Regions from separate parts of the Homo sapiens genome. Here region 1 is linked to region 2. The links are chromatin contacts, found by Hi-C or POLR2A ChIA-PET in ENCODE. All regions are on one chromosome and are shown on one strand. Each heading gives the region's core, a stretch centred on a gene start or an enhancer-like site at or near the end of the contact. The rest is flanking DNA. Distances are from core to core; before and after follow the strand shown. Region 1 overlaps NIBAN1 (niban apoptosis regulator 1). Region 2 overlaps NIBAN1 (niban apoptosis regulator 1).

Region 1 (4,174 bases), core at 1,195-3,694, 35 kb after region 2:
CCTGACCTCCCTGGCGTTTTTTGAGAGGAGTGTCACTCACTAAAGAAGATTTTGGAAGCCTGGGGGCCCAGCAGCAACCACGTATCAGAGCCTACCTGTCTGGTTCTTGAGCTCTGGAAGTGGGAGATTAGAGTCCATCAACAGCTTACAAAGACTGGAGTCCCCGTGGGTGCACCGCTGGGTCTTCCTCTCATCCAGTTGGTGTTTCTGCTGGTTTCTGTCCTAGCATTACAGCTACCCTAGGAACCCACTGCAGGAGGAAAATAAGACAGTTGAAGGTGTCACAGATGTAGGGATCCAAGTAGTGATTCACTTTAACAACTTGCATTTGATTGCTTAGAATGTATGTAATATGCAATATATATGCAATACCGCTCCTCATTCTGAGGGTGTTTAATGTTTCCCTTCACCAAAATGCAGCATCTAGACCGGCTTATGAATCTTCCGCTGCATTCCGTGAAGATGGAACCTTGTTATACTAAAGTCAACCTGCTTCACGAGCGCCTGCAGGATCTCAAGAGCCGCTTCAGATTCCCCCACATTGATCTGGTGGTTCAGAGGACACAGAACTACATGCAGGAGGTGGGTGTGGCAGGGGCATCCGTGGTGGATGAGGGTAAAGAGAGAGCAGAGAAATGGGTGCTGGCCAGTGAGACCAGCTGCTAGTGTAGCTCAGGGAAATACGTCGCGTCTCTTTAGCCATCATGTTGCGGGAGGACACGTTCTGTCCCTCCACTGGCTTCATCTTCCATCCATGTGGATGAACATCATAGACAAGACATAGCTCAGAAAAATAAAGTAGCATTAATTGATAACTACTTGATTTGTCAAATCAGTGCTGTAACCTTGGCTACACATTGGAATCACCTGGGGGAAATACTGATGTCCAGGCTGGCGTGCAGTGGCATGATCTTGGCTCACTGCATGCAACCTTTGCCTCCCGGGTTCAAGTGATTGTCTTGCCTCAACTTCCTGAGTAGCTGGGACTACAGGCATGTGCCACCATGTCTGGCTAATTTTTGTATTTTTAGTAGAGATGGGGTTTTTACTGTGTTGGCCAGGCTGGTCTCAAACTCTTGACCTCAAGTGAACTGCCCACCTCGGCCTCCCAAAGTGCTGGGATTACAGGCATAAGCCACCACACCCAGCCTATATGGCTACTTTTTGATAGAACTTCCCTACCCTGATTCCTACTGTTTCTAATATGCAGCCAGGATTGAGAGCCACTGGCTTAAATTAATTCCCTAACGTAATTAAGAGTAAACCAATCAATCAATCACAGCTTCATATTTGAATTTCTTGAGTCTACTTGACAGGTTTCTTTTTTTTTTTTTTCATAAGGAACCTTTTCCCCAGTAACAGGAATGAATAGCACAAACTCCTTCCGTATTATAGTGTTTCCTAAATGAATAAGGGGTACGGTCACCAAAGCTCTAAAGGACACCATGCCATTTCACACAGATATTCTGAGGAGAGATTACTGTGGGCCGGACACTGTACCAGATCCCACTTCAGGGAGCTTGAGTGAGACAAATTCTTAGATAAATTCACTACAATGTTGAAGGTATGATAAAGGTATATATTGTGGCCAGGCACAGTGGCTCACGCCTGTAATCCCAGCATTTTGGGAGACCGAGGCGGGTGGATCACTTGAAGTCAGGAGTTTAAGACCAGCCTGGCCAACATGGTGAAACCCCATCTCTACTAAAAATACAAAAAAATTAGCTGGGCATGGTGGTGCACACCTGTAGTCCCAGCTACTTGGAGGCTGAAGCACGAGACTCGCTTGAACCCTGGAGGCAGAGGTTGCAGTGAACCAAGAGTGTGCCACTGCACTACTCCAGCCTGGATGACAAAGTGAAACCGTGTCTCAAAAAAAAAAAAAAAAAAAAAGGTATATATTGGATGCTTTGGGACCACGGGCTTGGGGAAGAAAGGAGAACTTTTTTTTTCATAAAGGTTATGGGCAGGATTAAGTGATACATTTTAGCTAACTAACCCTTGAGTTGTGAGGGATGAAAGAGGAACGAGGAACAAAATTGGGCAACAGTTTAGCAGAAGTCTCTTTCGTAATACTGGACCCTGGTGACGGGAACACAGGCAAAGGTGCAGAGAATAAGATACCTGAACTACTTCTGCTTTCTGACCCATGAACATGTCAGCCACTGTCCCCACCCATCCCTGACCCTGCCTCTCTTCCCAGCCCTGCAGAGAGAGGGAGAGATAAGCTGTGGAGCGGTTTACATCTACTTAAAGTGGAGGTGCCACCAAAAACTAGTTGAAGAAGGCTCCAGCCTCATCCCTTAATCAGTGGCTGCAGGTATCAAAGAATAGGAGTGCCCACGGGAGATGACAGAATGCTTGCTCAGTCCCATGGCCTTGGGTTTTCCAACTTCTTCCTGCTCCCACTGTGACCACGTGACCATTTGTTTCACAGCCCTGGTGATGGGGTGATGTTGCCTTGGGTACCCCCACCGAATAGCAGCCGAGGGGACTCATCTCTGATGGCCCCTACTCTGCAGTCCCACTTAGCCAGGCCTGTGGGTGGTGATCCCAGCCCCTGACTGTTGTCTGTTTCTGTGTCGCTTCTGGTTTCTAGCTAATGGAGAATGCAGTGTTCACTTTTGAGCAGTTGCTTTCCCCACATCTCCAAGGAGAGGCCTCCAAAACTGCAGTTGCCATTGAGAAGGTTAAACTCCGAGTCTTAAAGGTAAAACCGTTCTCTTGTTTGTGGGAAGCATAAAAAGAGAACGTGACCCCTGTTTCTTTTGTAAAGTGGAAAATACCAAGTTCTCTCCTTGGCTCTAATCTTTCCCCACTCCTTTCTCTCCCAAGTCCAGTGACTGTCAGTCCGCTGCAGTTTCTCCAGTGTGACTTCCATGCCTCTTCTGCCATCTAGCGGCCACTGCTGGTCCTCAGCATCATTACCCACAGCTACAGGCCCCGCGTCCCAGCCTTCATAGAGATCCAACTCGACAAACACGTATTAGCTGTCCACTATAAGCACTGCATGGGATGTAAAAGTAGGCAAGGCACAGCCTCTTTCTTCAAAGAGGTTACAATATAGTAAAATCCATTAAACTGGCGAATAATTTATTGATTTTGAAAAATCAGAACCTCATGGCAAAGGAAATACTCCAAAGAAAAGAAATCTACCATATGAAATTGTTTTAAATGTACTTCAGAGTGTTTATTAAAATAGTTTTAATAATAGGAGCTTTCACATATATGTTATATTTTAAAGCCTCTTACCTGATCCCCACAAGAACTTGTGCATTAACTAGAATATTCCCCCATTGTACAGATGAGGAACTGATTCTGTAAAAGCTAATGTGACTTAATTAAGCTCAACAGGCTGATCAATGGTGAGCTTAAGGATAAACGATCATACACCTAGTCCACTAATTTTTTTTACTGCCTTCTAGTTCCCCTAAACATTGCCTTGGAACAGAAGATCAAAGTCCCACAGAGCCTAGGGGTGGTCTCTGAATTTCAGACTTGATCTTGATGCCTCACAGGCAAGAGGAAACTCTAGCAACTAAATCATTGATATTAAAAACAATATTGGGGCCGGGCACAGTGGCTCACGCCTGTAATCCCAGCACTTTGGGAGGCCGAGGCGGGCAGATCACGAGGTCAGGAGATCGAGACCATCCTGGCTAACACGGTGAAACCCCGTCTCTACTAAAAATACAAAAAACTAGCCGGGTGTGGTGGTGGGCACCTGTAGTCCTAGCTACTCGGGAGGCTGAGACAGGAGAATGGCGTGAACCTGGGAGGTGGAGCTTGCAGTGAGCGGAGATTGTGCCACTATACTCCAGCTCTGGGTGGCAGAGTGAGACTCTATCTCAAAAAACAAAAAACAAAAAAACAAAAAAAAAAACACCAATATTGCTCATGATAACACACATAATGATGAAATTGCAATGCAACTAAAAAAAAAAAGATAGTGTCAGTGTCAAATGCTTTAGCGTACAGAAAGAAAGGAAGAAAAAATGTAGAAAGGTGTTGAAATATTAGGACCTCAGGTTTCAAAGAGATTTTGAGTGCCTTTAGTTCAACTTCATATTCAGTGTTCAGCAGGTTCCCTCAAGGGGTGGTCCCACTAGTGCTCCGACACCTGCACTGGCAGGATACTTTCTACCTCTCAGGATAGCCCATTTTAGTTCTTGAC
Region 2 (4,009 bases), core at 910-3,409:
AGAATTACCTGAAGAGCTTGTTTAAATACAGATTCCTGGATCCAATTCCAGGTCTGTTGAATCAGAATATCTATGGCAAAACCAAGAATGGATTTTTTTTTTTTTTTTTTGAGACAGAGTTTCACTTTTGTCGCCCAGGCTGCAATGGCACGATCGTGCAAAGGCACAATCTCGGCTCACTGCAACCTCCGCCTCCCGGGTTCAAGTGATTCTCCTGCCTCAGCTTCTAGAGTAGCTAGGATTACAGGCGCCCGCCACCACGCCCGGCTAATTTTTCATTTTTAGTAGAGACGGGGCTTCACCATGTTGGCCAGGCTGGTCTCAAACTCCTGACCCCAGGTAATCCGCCTGCCTCGGCCTCCCAAAGTACTGGGATTACAGGCGTGAGCCACCATGCCCGGCCTTACCACAAGTGATTCTGATTTGAGAACCACTCTCCTAATGCTGGGTAGAGGAGTGGTTCTCAAAGTGTGTTCCTGGACCTGTAGCATCAGCATCACCTCGGGAGCTTCTTAGAAATGCAAATTCTTGGGCCCTGCCCCAGACCTATTGAATCAGAAACTCTGGGAGTGGGGGCCAGCTATCTGTTTTAGCAAGCCTGCTAGGTGATGTTGATGCTCACCAAAATCTGAGAAGCACTGGGGTAGAGTACATCAGTTCCCTTCAGTATCTCTTTACAACAGTAGGGAAGGCAATCGTTAAGACAATGTGAATCATTTGCAACCTGGGTTTGTTTGTAACCATGAAATTTCAAATTTAGAAGAACTTTATAGGAGATTTAAACCAGCACCCCTTCTAGTGCTGGTTTTCTTTCTTCTCCTCCCACGTTCCCTCCTTTCTTTCCTTCTTTGAACACTTAATAAGTACTATGTACTAGGGAGTAGGGATGCAGGGGTGAATATGAATGGCAGCACCCTATCCTTTTGGAGTTTACAGTCTTGGGGAAAGACATATCTCACATGATTACACTAATAACTGTAACATTATAACTGCTGTAAGTACAGTGGTGGGAGGCACATGATGCCATGAGACTATATAATAGAGATTTGAGCAAATCTGTACACCTGTTACAAGGTAACTCAGCCCAGATGGAGTACTTCCTTTCTAGGGGAAATTTTGACATCCTGTTGGAGCCTATTTGACTTTAAGATAAGCCCATATGTTAGAAATTTGCTCCTTATATTGAGTCAAAATCTGCCACACTCTAAATGACACAACCCTGGTTCTAGTATCTGAATCTCCATGAAACGAATCCAGCCCTCTGTTCCATTGAAGATCTTCGTATAGATAAAGATCTCTTTCTTCTAGGTTTTTCCTTTCCAAGGCTGTGAGATTCCTCATTCACTTGGTCTTCTTCAGAAGTACTCCACTTTTTTCTTTATTTTAAAAAATGTTTGTAAAATATTCTGGTATCCAGCATGAGCTAGAGCCATGGAATGATGAGCTCAGAGGAGCATACCTCAGAATACATCTGTGACCATTCTTGTTCCTGTTATATTTCGCATTTATGAGGCTCAACCTTACATGCTTTGTGGACAATTGTATCACACCCCTGACTGACTTGCACTGAGCTTGCAACTAAATGAAACCCCAGGGTTTGGGGTTTTTTTTCTTCAAACTTCGTACCTTTATTCATTCAATTTATTCACCAATTTTTTATTCATGCCTACTATGTATCAGGCACATATTGTTTACTTATATGGATGTGTTTTTGGACTTAAGTGCAAGATTCATTTATCCGTATTGTACCCCATTTTGGATCCTGGTTCTGTCATCCACTAAACTGTGAGGAACTTGAAGTTAAAAGCCATATTTTTTTCAGCTTTGTATCCTCAGAGCCTAACTCAGTGTCTCATATGTAGTTGGTAAAGAAAATTTAATAACTATAATACACATACACACACACACACACACACACTCACACTCTTTTCTAAGTAATTGAACATGTTTTAAGGCAATGCCCTGGAGATTTCCCTCCAGGATGTCAATAACCTCAGCCCTTTACCCAGCACCCATGATTTGGGTGGTTTTAACTATTTGATTGTGTCTATTTGCATCATCAGCCAGTCTAAGTTTCTTTACTGTGCCAATCAAAATCATGCAAGATGTTATAGTTGCCTAGGTACAGGATGTCTCCGACAGCCTTCTAATCTACCAATCTAGTATGTCTATCTGAAGGAAATGAGGTTAGTCTGTCTTCACTTGTTCTAGTAGTCACCACTTCCTTTTCGCTGTTGACAAATAGTCTTTTAATATTTATTGACAAGTCAAGAATTCAAGAGATGGACTGCCTTTAGCTGGACAAGGTAGGCAGTATTTTTCTCTGCAGCCAAAAATTTATCTCAGAACAATGTCTTTACTAGAAACACCATTCTTCCATTTGTTTGAGAAGTGTTTTATATTCTCAGGGTGAGTTCTTATATTTTTATACTTTCAACTAGACCAACACCACTGTAACTCATCCTTGGGTCCCTGGATCTCCATGGGGTATACATGTATTCTTGACATATTCCTCCTCTCCTTCTGATAGGGCTGTGTCCACTAATACAGATATGATTTGGTCAGTAGATTAATATTTTGGTATTATAGTTTATAAAATATAATTGAGGGAGCTCTGATAATTTACTGATTTCTTCTAAGTAATGGGGCTGGTTCTCGTAAGAATTATCATTTATGATATGGTGATAAGCATTTGCTTAGGTTGGTCATGTATAAATGTGTTTTAAAATAAAAATTAAAACTTTTATTACCATTTCATTAGAATGAGCACCATTCATTGTTAATTCCAGGGAAGTTTTGTTTTGCTTTATTTTTAGTAATGCCATATCACACCCTATGTGGCCCTCAGTCTGTTCAATTGTAAAATGAAAGATTTGGACTAAGTGATCTCTAATCTATGATCAAACTCTAGAATTATATTATTCTAAACTTTGAGAAGAAAAGTCTCTTTTAAAATAACCTTAAAATTAAATGGAACAGGCCAGGCTCGGTGGCTCACACCTATAATCCCAGCGCTTTAGGAGGCCAAGGCGGGTGGATCACATGAGGTCAGGAGTTCGAGACCAGCCTGGCCAATATGGCAAAACCCCGTCTATACTAAAAAATACAAAAATTAGCTGGGCGTGGTGGTGGGCACCTGTAATCCCAGCTACTCAGGAGACTGAGGCAGGATAATCGCTTGAACCCGGGAGGTGGAGGTTGCAGTGAACCAAGATCGTGCCATTGCACTCCAGCCTGGGCAACAAGAGTGAAACTACGTCTCAAAAAAAAAAAATTAAATGGAACAACACACACACACACGCGCGCGTGCACACACACACACACACACAGGAATGCATGTAAAACTGGTGAAATCTGAATAAAAATGTTGGACTGCAGCAATGTCAATTTCATGGTTGTGGTATATCGTACTATAGGGTTGCAAGATGCTCCCTTTTGGGAAACCCGAGTGAAGGGTGTATATAGGGTATCTCTATATTATTTCTTATAACAGCATGTGAGAAATAAGAACTAATAATTTGAGATAATCTCAAATTTGAGATCTTATTTGAGATAATCTAAAATTATCTCAAAATAAAAAGTTTTTAAAAATTACATGATAAACTGTTATAACAGGACTTTAGAGGTAAGTGGCCATTGCTTGACCACATGCTAGCTTAAAGAAACTATTTAGCCTTCCCAAAACTCCATTTTCTTGTCTTCTGTAAAGTGGGGATATTAATTCCTGCCTGATGGGATTGTTGGAAGGATTATAGAGACTGTGTGTGTGTAAGCATCTCTCATGGTCCATACTCCATGGTAGGGACTCAGTAAGTGTTGATTACCTTCCCCTGTTCCCCTTCTTTGTTCTAGAAAGAAACTGGGGCACACAGCCTCACTGCATCTCCCATAGGAAAGATGACATCTGACCTGAAGCAAAAGACAGTTTAGAAGTGTAACTCAGTGAGATGAGCCCCGTAGCAGCATAGTGAGTAATGCTGTTACATAACTTTCACAAATCACCCGGCAG

What was found. A loop is a pair of places that touch in the nucleus more often than their neighbours do. ChIA-PET counts read pairs that join two places held with the same protein, here RNA polymerase II (POLR2A). Pooled maps may share reads with other maps.
Region 1: POLR2A ChIA-PET joins it to region 2 with 16 read pairs in RWPE1. The contact joins two enhancer-like sites. A Hi-C loop is called at or near these places in 1 of 168 maps with a recorded cell type or tissue (endothelial cell of umbilical vein), 1 of 37 single-sample maps with no recorded cell type and 8 of 50 pooled maps. POLR2A ChIA-PET finds 5 or more read pairs at or near these places in 7 of 52 experiments (AG04450, CD8-positive, alpha-beta memory T cell, RWPE1 and 4 more).

What each region holds. Positions count from the first base shown.
Region 1 is chr1:184,804,482-184,808,655 of GRCh38, reverse strand. It overlaps NIBAN1 (niban apoptosis regulator 1), which reads left to right. Exons shown (of 14, transcript NM_052966.4): 10 at 421-582; 11 at 2,600-2,710. Among named protein-coding and RNA genes, the nearest start is that of EDEM3, 52 kb to the right of the region's middle. Within about 2 kb of position 2,444, at least 7 of the 41 ENCODE cell types and tissues checked have a DNase peak (open chromatin) inside an H3K27ac peak, as active enhancers do.
Region 2 is chr1:184,838,866-184,842,874 of GRCh38, reverse strand. All of the region lies in intron 5 of NIBAN1 (niban apoptosis regulator 1), which reads left to right. Among named protein-coding and RNA genes, the nearest start is that of EDEM3, 86 kb to the right of the region's middle. Within about 2 kb of position 2,159, at least 2 of the 41 ENCODE cell types and tissues checked have a DNase peak (open chromatin) inside an H3K27ac peak, as active enhancers do.